Regions from separate parts of the Mus musculus genome. Here region 2 is linked to region 1. The links are chromatin loops, found by intact Hi-C in ENCODE. Cell type or tissue: heart. All regions are shown on one strand. Each heading gives the region's core, and the rest is flanking DNA. Links, peaks and the distances in the headings are about the cores only. Region 1 holds the start of Zfp846 (zinc finger protein 846). Region 2 holds the start of Fbxl12 (F-box and leucine-rich repeat protein 12).

Region 1 (5,370 bases), core at 155-5,154:
TTTTATTCTCATATCTCCTTATAAAATCCAATTTTAATATGTTCACCTGTAATCGCAATCCTTATGATAAAACAAACTACTTAACATAAAATATCTTAAGTTACTTTACATCATAAAGAATAGCTTATAAAGAAATTCAAGGAAATGAAGTTCCCAGTTTCTTCTTGGACTGTAGCTTAAAGTTTACTTTGGTATTAAAAGAGGTTCAATTCAAAACTGTGTGGATAAATTACCTTAATTTATAAAATTCTAATCTTAAAAATTACCCATTTAGCCGGGCAGTGGTGGCACACGCCTTTAATCCCAGCACTTGGGAGGCAGAGGCAGGCAGATTTCTGAGTTCAAGGCTAGCCCGGTCTACAGAGTGAGTTCCAGGACAGCCAGGGCTACACAGAGAAACCCTGTCTTGAAAAACCAAAAAACAAAATAAGAAAAAAATTACCCATTTGTAATAAACTATTAAAACAAAGGCAATTAAAACATAAAAGTTAATGATTATTATTTATAATTCAATTGTCTTTAATATACCCAGAATTATGTTTGTAGTCATGTTAAATACAAATATAATGTATTTACACAGAGCAGATTGGAGGGTGAGGCAAAAGGGGGGAACGGTTATCCAGTTTTCCCTTGTGACCAATATATGAAGTCTCTGTAAACTTCAAGTCTTCAAATCTTGGATGAGCATAACTAACCTATGCTGAAAAGCATTGGAAAGAAACAGGAGATTCATTTAAAGATAGTCTGAAAGCTCCTGTATGGTGTGGTGCCCAACTGAGTGAGCGGCCTAGCAGGCACTCAGGCCCATGGGGAGGGAGGTGGGTTTTGCTTGTGTTGTTTCAGATTCAGATCAACTGAAGTGAATCCCTCAGCAGCATATGATCCCCCAGTGTGAAACAATGGGAATCTCAACATCAGGATGGGTTTGAAATATCCTTCAGGAAAATGAAGCTCACCAGTCGAAAAGAAGCAGCAATTCAACAGACTCACCAAACCCAATCAAAAACCCTCCTTGGGACAGATTAAGAATTTGTGCAGAATGAACCTTGGAGCAAAATCATCAGGCTATAACTCCTGGTTGAAATGGTATAAAAAGTCTTCCAGTTTAAAAATAAAAGTCTAGGGACAGATGGATTTATAGCCAAATTCTATCAATCTTTCAAATCCACAGTCGAATTTTTTGACTGCTATAGCCAGTACTTTTACATTGTTAAAAGAAAAAAGGAGGGAGGGAAGGAAAGACGGAGGGAGGGAAGGAGAGAGAGAGAGAGAGAGAGGAGCACCCCCAAACTTATTCTATGAAACCAGTATCACTCTAATATCAAAACCAGATAAAGACAACAACAAAAAGACTCAGCTACAGAACATAGATCCCAAAAATGCTCTTTAAAATTCTATTGCAAATAGAATACAAACATACATTTAAAAGATTACGAAAGGATCTAGAGAGATTGCTCAACAACTATGAGCATTTGCTGCTCTTGTAGCGGACCCAGGTTCAATTCCCAGCACATGCTGATTCACAGCCATCTGTAAGTCCAGTTCCAGGGTATCTGATGCCCTCTCTGACCTCCATGTCCACAAAGCATACACGTGGTGCACAGACATATATGCCGGCAAAACACATATAAAATAAAATGAATAAATCTAATAAAAACTCTAAAAAACATTTTTAAAAAGAGTATACATCTGAGTAAATTGGCTTTATCCCTGAAATGCAGGGATGATCTAAAAAACACGTCAATAAAGGTAATAAGTCACATAAATGGACTAACAGACAAAAACCACATGATCATCTCAATAGCTGCAAAAGACGCCTTTGACAAAGGCCTTTGAAAAAACAGTCTTGAGTACCCTTGGAGCCATTTCTTGCCCTGTGTGTGACCTAACATCTTTGTGACTATTAGGTCTATAATACAGCAGTAGTCTCTGCTAAACAAAAGGCTACAATTGCATCTGATGCCTATAGCAGAGATTTTCTTTTTCTGCAACAGACCTACTTGAGTTTCTACCAACACATCTGGAGTGTTGTGCTTATAGTGTGGTATCCACCAGAAAAGACTGCTCAGACATGAGTTTAAGCCAGTAAAAAGTCTTTATTAGCCAGGTCTTTATTACACTGGATGTTCCGGATCCCAGTGCAGCACTGAGCCTTTCTCAGGGTGAGCTTTTAAACACAAAAACCATATCCTGGCGACATGTTTCAGTTAACGAGAACATATAGCCAGAAGGAGAACTACAGAAGCCAAACAGCAAGGTTTGTACATTTAAAGACTTTCCCAGAACTACAGACTTAGATGGATTAGGTCTTTGTTTTCATTTTGGCTAGTGGTTCTGTCTACATGCTGAGTTTTGTGGCTGAGTTTTCTACCATGAAGTCAATTGTGTTAAGGTCTGGGAACATGTCATATGCTTTAGTATTTTCTTTGTTACTGCAATAACCTCATGAAACAGCATATTTGCATATGGAACTTGAAGTGCTAATCTGTATTCCTGCGCCAAAGTCACTTATTTTGGCTCGAGAATATTCTCTCTCTCTCTCTCTCTCTCTCTCTCTCTCTCTCTCTCTCTCTCAGTCTCTCTCTCTCTCTCTCTCTGTGTGTGTGTGTGTGTGTGTGTGTGTGTGTGTGTGTGTGTGTGTGTGTGTGAGACATAGTCTCAATTTTCAGACTAGCCTTGAACGCAGAAATCTGCCTGCCTCTGCCTCCTGAATGCTGGGACTAAAGGCACAGCGGCACCAAGCCTAGGCTAAGACTAAAACAAGAATGGGGAGGGAGGAAGAGGGGAGGAAAGGAGGGAAGAATGGGAGAGAGGGAGGAAGGGAAGAATGGGAGGGAAGAAGGAAAGAAAAGAGATGGGGATTAGATTAGATAAGAATTAGATCAGGCTTGGTGGGCGACTGTGTGCTGCCATGTGGGTACTGGGAATCCAGCCTGGGTCCTTCTCCAGCTCCTAGAATTTTATCTCTATCCAAGGTGGCTGGGACCCAAATCTCCCGGGCTTCACGCCAGGACGGAAGCGGAAGTGACGCCTGCAAAGGCCCGACTCTTTTCTAGTGATGGCTGCGTCCTGTAGTTCTCAGTGTCTTCACCTCCGGTTCATCTTTACGTCTAGGAAGTCGCCGAGGCAAGGATGGGGGGTGACGGCGGCCGTGGAGGGTCAGTTTAAGGCGTGGCTGTGTGTGCAGCTCGCCGAGGGGCGGTCCCCGTAGGCCCGAAGCCTAGGACGGGCGGGTCTCACGGGCACCCCGCCTCCCTCTGGCGAATGCTCTCCAAGCTTCCATCTGCTCGCTCGCCCTCTGCAGAAGCCGCCTTCCAGATTCCTCTTCCAGCACAGAAGCCCGCCACGGGCCATCTCTCTGCAGCCGCCGCCTCCACTGCACAGCCCAGCGATTGTGGAGCTCGGGTGAGCGCCCCAGGCTGTGATTTGTTCCTTGCAGAGTGTGGCTTTGTCTTTGGCATCGTCTGATTAATTCTGCCACATGACATTCGGGTAGAAAAAGTATTCGTAGGTATCTAGGACTAAACATTTCTATTTGGAGGTCAATCTTTATTATTTGGCTTTTCCAGAACTCGCTAGGTAGACCAGGCTGACCTAAACTCCTGGAGATCCGCCTGCCTCTGCTGGCATTAAAGGCTTTTGCCACCGCCTGCTAAATGTTTATTTCCTTAATCTTAACCTTTTTTCATTTTCCATGCCTTTCCTTCCTCACTCTCTCCATTTCCTTTCTCTTTCTTCACCTCTCCTCCTCTTGACTTTACTGCTAGTAGAACTGCTCATTCAGTGAGCTACTAACCCTTGCCCTGAACATTTTATACATAAAGTACAGATACTGTGTGATTATGGCTTTCTACTGGTGAGAATGGGAGTACCCTGTTCTCTTTATTTGAAGTTTCCAGGCCTGTACATCCCTATAGAGTTTAAAAAAAAAAAAAAAAAAAAAAAAAAGAAAAGAAAAAGAAAAAAGAAAGAAAGAAAAAGAAAAAAAAGTGGGAATTACCCTGGCTCAGCTCAGAGATCAGTTCCCATGGGTTGGTCTTACTTTCCACCATCTGGGCGCTGGAGATCAGGCTCTCTGGCTTGGCCTTTACTCGCTGGTTCATCTCCATGGCCTCTGTTTTTTGTTTGTTTGTTTTTTGTTTTTGTTTTTTTAGAGACAGTGTTTCTCTGTATAGCCCTGGCTGTCCTGGAACTCACTTTGTAGACCAGGCTGGCCTCAAACTCAGAAATCTGCCTGCCTCCGCCTCCGCCTCCGCCTCCGCCTCCGCCTCCGCCTCCGCCTCCGCCTCCGCCTCCGCCTCCGCCTCCGCCTCCCAAGTGCTGGGATTAAAAGCGTGCGTCACCACGCCCGGCTCCATGGCCTCTGTTTGTTCTCTGAAGTAGGGTCTCAGGTAGCCCAGGCTATCATACACCTTGCTATGTAATTGAGGCTGACTCTGAACTCCTAATTCCCCAGCCTTTACCTCCCAGGAGTTGGAATTTCTGGTGTCTAGCATCATGCCTGGTTCTATAGGTAACTTTTGAAGAGTCTCAAGTTCTTTAAGAAAGTCATGTTTTGCTATTTCTGAGTGAAATCAAACGTTATATTTAAAAATTAGTGTGTTCCCCTTCCCACTTACTCCCACATACTTAGAGTAGCTCCAAAGGAGAGGTTTGAAAGCTGCAGTAAGGATTGATAATAAGTAACATAGGCTTCGGGGCCACAGGGTCTAGAATTACTCAGTTCTACTTAGTAACTTTGTCCATGGTTATGCTGTGATGTTCTGGTCATGAGTGGCAGCTGTTTCTCGGAAGCAGGATAGTTATCTTAGTAAGAGGGCATAGTGCCTTGAGTGGGCTGTGTAGCTCAGCGGTTGTGGACTCATTGGCATTATGAGGCGCTCCAGTGGTAGAACACAAAAGGCTTCGGTTTGCTACAAAGTACCAAGAAGGCTAAGCCATTGCCTGGCTCTTGGATATCTTTGCATCTGCTGAGTGAGTCCAAGTGCTTGAAAACTTTGTATTATATGGTTTAAATTTTTTATTTACTGTTTCTGTATAGACATGTATGGTGGGTGTGGCTGTGGAGGTGGATCAGGTTCCTGGGTTTCTGTGACAGGCTCCCTTGCTTTCTGAGCTCCCTGCTACTGTAGTTGTAACTCTTTCTGGCCTGCGCTTGACTGTAGTGCAGTCGATGGCCCTGGAGATGGCTGTGTAGACTTGTTAATGCACATTCAAATCTTAAAAATGATGCACTCAAAATTCAAATATCTGTTCAGCGTGATGTCCCGTTTTGGTTGGCGTAACGGGCAGAAACTTGAATGAGATCTTCAATGAGTGTCTTTACATACCATCATTGAACCTTTAGAAAGACTTAGTCCTAAATCTCCA
Region 2 (5,370 bases), core at 262-5,261, 63 kb after region 1:
CTCCATTCTGAGGTAACAGTTATATTTTTGTATTGACAGATGCTGTCTCAAAACACCAAAAAACAGAGGTTGGGGGTGTGGCTGTATTAATGAAGCACTTGCCTGGCAAACGCAAACGTGGATTTTGTTCTCAGCACCACATCAACTATGTGATAGCACATACCTGTGATCCCAGCACTCAAGAGGAAAAGACCAAAAGGAGCAGAACCTTCTGCCATCCTTGGCTACACAGCCAGCTAGAAGCTAATTTTGGGATACATGAGACCCACCTCAAAACCAAAACAACAAAACTAGAAAACTGAAAAGCTATAAGCTTGCATTTATTAAATGCTGGAGACACACACTGGCCATACTGGCTAAGTTCTACAATACATCAGACATGAAACATGAAGGTACTTTTTTTTGTTTTTCCAGACAGGGTTTCTCTGTGTAGCCCTGGCTGTCCTGGAACTCACTCTGTAGACCAGGCTGGCCTCGAACTCAGAAATCTGCCTGCCTCTGCCTCCCAAGGGATGGGATTAAAGGCCTGCGCCACCACTGCCTGGCCTACAAGCATTATTTTTAATCCCCATATCTTAGATGAGAAACTGAGGTCTGAGCATTGAAGGGGAGGTAAAGGCTGGCACTAGGACAGGCAGAAAAATTCCAAGCACGAACTCACTTAAATACCAAACCAGCAGAGTATGGTGGTGCATACCCTTAGTCCCAGCACTGGAGAAGCAGAATTCCAGGTCAGCCAGGGCTACAGAGAAATTTTTCCTCGAGAAAACAAACAAACAAACAAACAAACAAAACCCAAACACTTCCTGGGCCTTCTCCTACAGCTGTAACTTCAGCACTCAGGAGGTTGTTGCAGGGGGTGGTTAGTTGGAAACCAGTACGTGACTCAGAGGTGTTCCTTCCTAGCATTCAAGAAACCTAAATTGCATTCCCAGTAGCACAGGAACCACACATGGGGCCCACGCTGCTAATCCCAATATTTAGAAGGTCGAGGTAGGTATCAAGCTCAGCCTCGGCTTCATAGGAAGCTGAAGTCAGCCTGGCCTAGAGGCCCTGTCTCAAAACAACCCCCTCAGCCCCCCAAGAAGCAACACCAACGAAAATCCAGAAAAATAAAAGCCTCAAGAAACTATCAAAAATAAATAAATAAAACAAACAGCAAACAAACACTAGAAAGCAAAATAAAGCAACCCCCACCCCCATGTCCCAGGGCAGGGGGTGGCTCTCCCCGCACCGCTCCCGGGTCCCGCATACCGTGTAGAGCGTCAGGTCGACGTGTCGCCATAGCCACCGGTCATCCACTAGCCTCTTCCAGCGGTGACAGACCCTGGAGGAGTGGACCGGCCGTTAGAACGACCCCGGCCCGCTAGGACCGGATCCGCATCTCCTGCCGAGCCCATGCCCGGCTCTTTCCCCCGAGGAGCGGGGCGGCACCTGGAGATGCGGATCCGGTCCCGGACAGGGAGGTAAGAGAAGATCTCCAAGAGCACCAAGTCTGGGAGGTCAAACAGAGTCGCCATGGTCCAGCTGTCGCACGCTTCCGTTTCCGGTGGCGGCGAGGCCGCGTTCCCTGGACAGCGCTGGGGTGGTCGGACTGGCCAAACCGGCGCGACTTTCAGAGGCCCGCCGAGAATCCCTACTTTTCTAGGAAAGTGCCCGAGGCCCCGGGACTGGACAGGCGCGGGCTGACGACCGTTTAGAGGTCAAGACTAGAGACTGACTAGGCCTGACTGGCTTGGCTAGCGGATGGAACTGGAAATAGGAAAACCTGGATGTGGCTTGGGAGAGGAGGGGGCACGAGGCGTGGCCAGGGCCAAGAGGAAGACGAACAGCAAACCCAGAAGGCTGGAGGTGACGAGTGCCTCGGGGGCGTGGCCATAAGGTGGAGCTAAGTATAAGCAGCAAACCCAAAAGGGGTCCGCAGACAACCCAGAAGGCGTGACTCTAGGAAAACCTGGATGTGGCTTGGTGGAGGAGGGGGCACGAGGCGTGGCCAGGGCCAAGAGGAAGGCTAACAGCAAATCCAGAAGGCTGAAGGTGAAGAATGCCTCGGGGGCGTGGCCATGAGGTGGAGCTAAGTATAAGCAGCAAACCCAAATGGGGTCAGCAGACAACCCAGAAGGCGTGACTCTGGCGAGGAGGGGGCTCAGGGCGTAGTCATAGCCGGGAGACGTGGCGAGCAGAGGCAGGTAGACCCCACGCAAGCTGGGATGAAGAAAGCAACACGCCTAGAAAGCGTGGCTCCGACGGGCGGGGAGTGGTCCTGAGGCGTGGCCAAGGGGCCCAGGGGCCAGGAGGCCCGGGGGCCCGGGGGCCCGGGGGCCTGGAGGCCAGTCAGAGGAAAAGCAGCAAACTCCCAAAGTGGGACTCTGGGAGAGAGGATAAAAGACAGAGACGAAGGGCAGCAGGCGTTGCAAACAAGGCCAAAGTACTAGCATTTGAAAAAGCGCCGCCGAGTGGAAGGGTGTGGCCAGCGGCAGAGGAGCTGATTGGAGGCCGTCCACAACAATGGGAAGGCGTGGCTTCAGTAGGAAGAGACAAGGGGCGCGTCTAGAGCTAAGCGACTAGTGGCGTGCGGAGGTTTGGCTTGTGCTGGAAAAGGCTTAGGGTTACTGCCAAGGCAGAGATCAGCCTGCGACCAGACCGTATGTATACCCAGGAGGCATGACTTGAGCAGGGAAAAGTTAACAGAGCAACAAACCCAGAAACCATGACTTGTGTGGGAAGGGGCTCAAGGACTAGGGATCCTAATTGCGCCTGAAGACTAAACTTGTAAAACCTAGCTTAGGCGGAACAAGGTCCGATATAGGGGATGGAATCAAGTTTGGAATGGCTGGGCGACAAAGGGACAGGCTGGGAGACTTATGACTGGAAGAATGGATAAGAGCAGCGACGGGGGCCCTAAAAGCATCGCTGGAGACAGAAACAAGAGCTAAACCAGGAACTGGGTGTGCAGCTCAGTGGGAGAGCCTTTGGCTGGTAAGCATGCTTAGCAGGCCCTAGGTTCGACCTCCAACACTAAAACAAATACCAAAACAAAACAAGAAAAACAAACCCCACCACTTTTCTTGTATGTATGCCAAGAGACTTAAAGCCTGAGAAGTTTTTTTTCGAGACGGAAACGAATCCGGTAAAGCCTGAGAAGTCTTTTCAGGACGGAAACGAGGCATTGGGGAGACTGGAACATATCTAAGCACTAAAGACACAGAACAGGACTTCATTCGAAACTGAAAGGTGTGACTGGGATGGGAGTGAGGGGCCAGCAGGACGGCCAAGCCAGGGAGGCGTGGCCACAGCCGCAATAGAAAGCAAGAATAATGCCTTTTGCTGCCTACGCATAAGGATTAAATTTTGTATAAGTCGTATTAGGTAAGCACAAGGCGCTGGGTAAGACTTTTCTTTTTCTTGAGTCAATATATGCTTACCTTGCTAAGAATCCTGTCTGCTAAGAAGAAATCGCTCAATAGAGGCAAAACTGGTTGAATTTAAGAAGGGATTCCTCTCCCACCAGCTCTCGCGATTCTTTAATCTGGAACAAGATTAAAGAATCAAAGCAAAAGCTCTTTCCCCGTATGCTATTTCCAACATCTTCGCAGGCAGGACACGGACACGCGGAGTGGTACGCAACATGCATGGCCTCTCAACCAGGATCCGACTTAGTTTTCATCAACTGCAGCCTGCACCCCTGGAGTCTCTGAAACGGTCACTACGACCAGGGGCGGGGAAGCAAGCACAGGGTTTGAGGCTGAGCTTTGAATGAAAGCAGAAAGCCACAGGCCCTGCATGACTCCATTTCGGCACACCTGCAGCCGGGATTCCGCGGTAGGAGGATTGTCTGGCTTGGGAGTAGTCGAGCACCCCGCCGCTGAGATCCTTTAGGTTTCTTCCATGATGAAGGAATCTCCAACACCAGTTCCAACGTCCGCTGTAAATCCATTCTTAGCAAGTCCCAGCTCATCCACACTGCGCAACAGAATCGCAAATCCTAGCCCGGAACCCGGAAGCACCTAAGGGCCGGTGGTTCCGTTATATCACTTCCGCTTCCTGTTTGCAGGCTTAACTCCGGCCGGGGTTCCTCGCTCGAGCTACGAGTTGTGTCGTCGATAGGTTCGAGGATATTGGAGGTGAGAAGGCTAAAATGAGAGGCCCGAGATCACGGGAAGCTGCCAAGACTTGGGAACCTAGGGGTTGCGGGAGGCAAAGCCGGGTGAGTCTGGGGCCCGGACTGCCGCAGTTAAGGGGCGGAGTCGCGACTGTCTGTAGTCCGGGCAATTGAAACTGTAGACTGGGGCTGCAGGGGATTGCATCTGGTGTTAGGGGAACTGTGACCAGAGAGCTCAACCTAGGAAGGGGCTTTAGGAACCTGGGCGACCCCGAAAGGCCTGACTCTGTTGCTTTTCATCCCTCCCTCCACCTGGTGTAGCTCCAGCCACAATGATTGAGGTGGTTTGCAACGACCGTCTCGGAAAGAAAGTCCGCGTTAAGTGCAAGTATCCACCGAGGGGTGACTGGCAGTGGCTCTGGGGCAGATGGTGGTGTTGGATGGTTTCAGTTAAATGACGCTTATGGGGAGGCCTGATTACGTCTTCCTCGGTCTACCTCTTCCTTTCATTTACCTTAACTCCTTCGTGCCCAGCACCGATGACACCATCGGCGACTTGAAGAAACTGATAGCTGCTCAAACTGGCACCCGCTGGAACAAGATCGTTCTTAAAAAGTGGTAAGTAAGTGCAGTATTAGGCTAGAAGGTTTCGGTTGGGGTGAGCACCTCAGGCAACCCCGAAGAGTACGCAGCTTGTTTTCAGAACAAAAGACACCCCACCCCTTATCAGCTTCTCTCTGAATCCCTTAGGTACACGATTTTTAAGGACCACGTGTCTCTGGGAGATTGTATCCTTTTCCTGAAGTTCATGAAAGAAGCCATGTATTTATTTATTTATTTATTTATTTATTTATTTATTGGTTTTTCGAGACAGGCTTTCTCTGTATAGCCCTGGCTGTCCTGGAACTCACTTTGTAGACCAGGCTGGCCTAGAACTCAGAAATCTGCCTGCCTCTGCCTCCCAAGTGCTGGGATTAAAGGCGTGCGCCACCACGCCCGGCAAGAAGCCATGTATTTATCTCGAGTTCTGGTTCTATACTGAAACCTGTACAGAAATTAAGCAAGAGGAATATTTAACTTAGAATGTACCCTGTTGTGACTACTGAGAAAATGGAAACTGTGGAATTATTTTGTTGGTGAACAGGGTGGTTGGTGAAATAGTTTAACTTGGCTTGGAAGGATTTTGATATTCAAGTTCAAAATATTAATTACTTAACGCCAACCTGACTGTTGGACAGAAGGTGAAGGTGGCATATGACTGTAGTTGA

Evidence for each region. A loop is a pair of places that touch in the nucleus more often than their neighbours do. Peaks named below come from ENCODE experiments on the same cell type or tissue, not always from the same donor. Only the 100,000 strongest peaks of a DNase experiment are listed, where the experiment ranks them.
Region 2: it touches region 1 in a loop (5-fold over the local background); 8 of 42 quality-filtered maps call a loop at or near these places.

Annotation. Positions count from the first base shown.
Region 1 is chr9:20,578,274-20,583,643 of GRCm38, forward strand. It overlaps Zfp846 (zinc finger protein 846), which reads left to right and starts at 3,055. Exons shown (of 6, transcript NM_172919.2): 1 at 3,055-3,405. Gm51704 (a long non-coding RNA gene) reads right to left here. Exons shown (of 2, transcript XR_003948290.1): 2 at 2,077-5,370. In heart, for the core only: a CTCF peak has its summit at 3,256; a DNase peak (open chromatin) is centred at 3,128; H3K4me3 peaks cover 1,677 bases; H3K27ac peaks cover 1,155 bases; H3K27me3 peaks cover 1,433 bases.
Region 2 is chr9:20,640,770-20,646,139 of GRCm38, forward strand. Fbxl12 (F-box and leucine-rich repeat protein 12) reads right to left here and starts at 2,037. Exons shown (of 3, transcript NM_013911.3): 1 at 1,435-2,037; 2 at 1,255-1,327. The coding sequence starts at 1,520. It overlaps Ubl5 (ubiquitin-like 5), which reads left to right and starts at 2,567. Exons shown (of 5, transcript NM_025401.4): 1 at 2,567-4,124; 2 at 4,424-4,490; 3 at 4,637-4,720; 4 at 4,853-4,890. The coding sequence starts at 4,435. In heart, for the core only: a CTCF peak has its summit at 2,549; DNase peaks (open chromatin) are centred at 1,462, 1,902, 2,512 and 4,122; H3K4me3 peaks cover 4,580 bases; H3K27ac peaks cover 4,288 bases.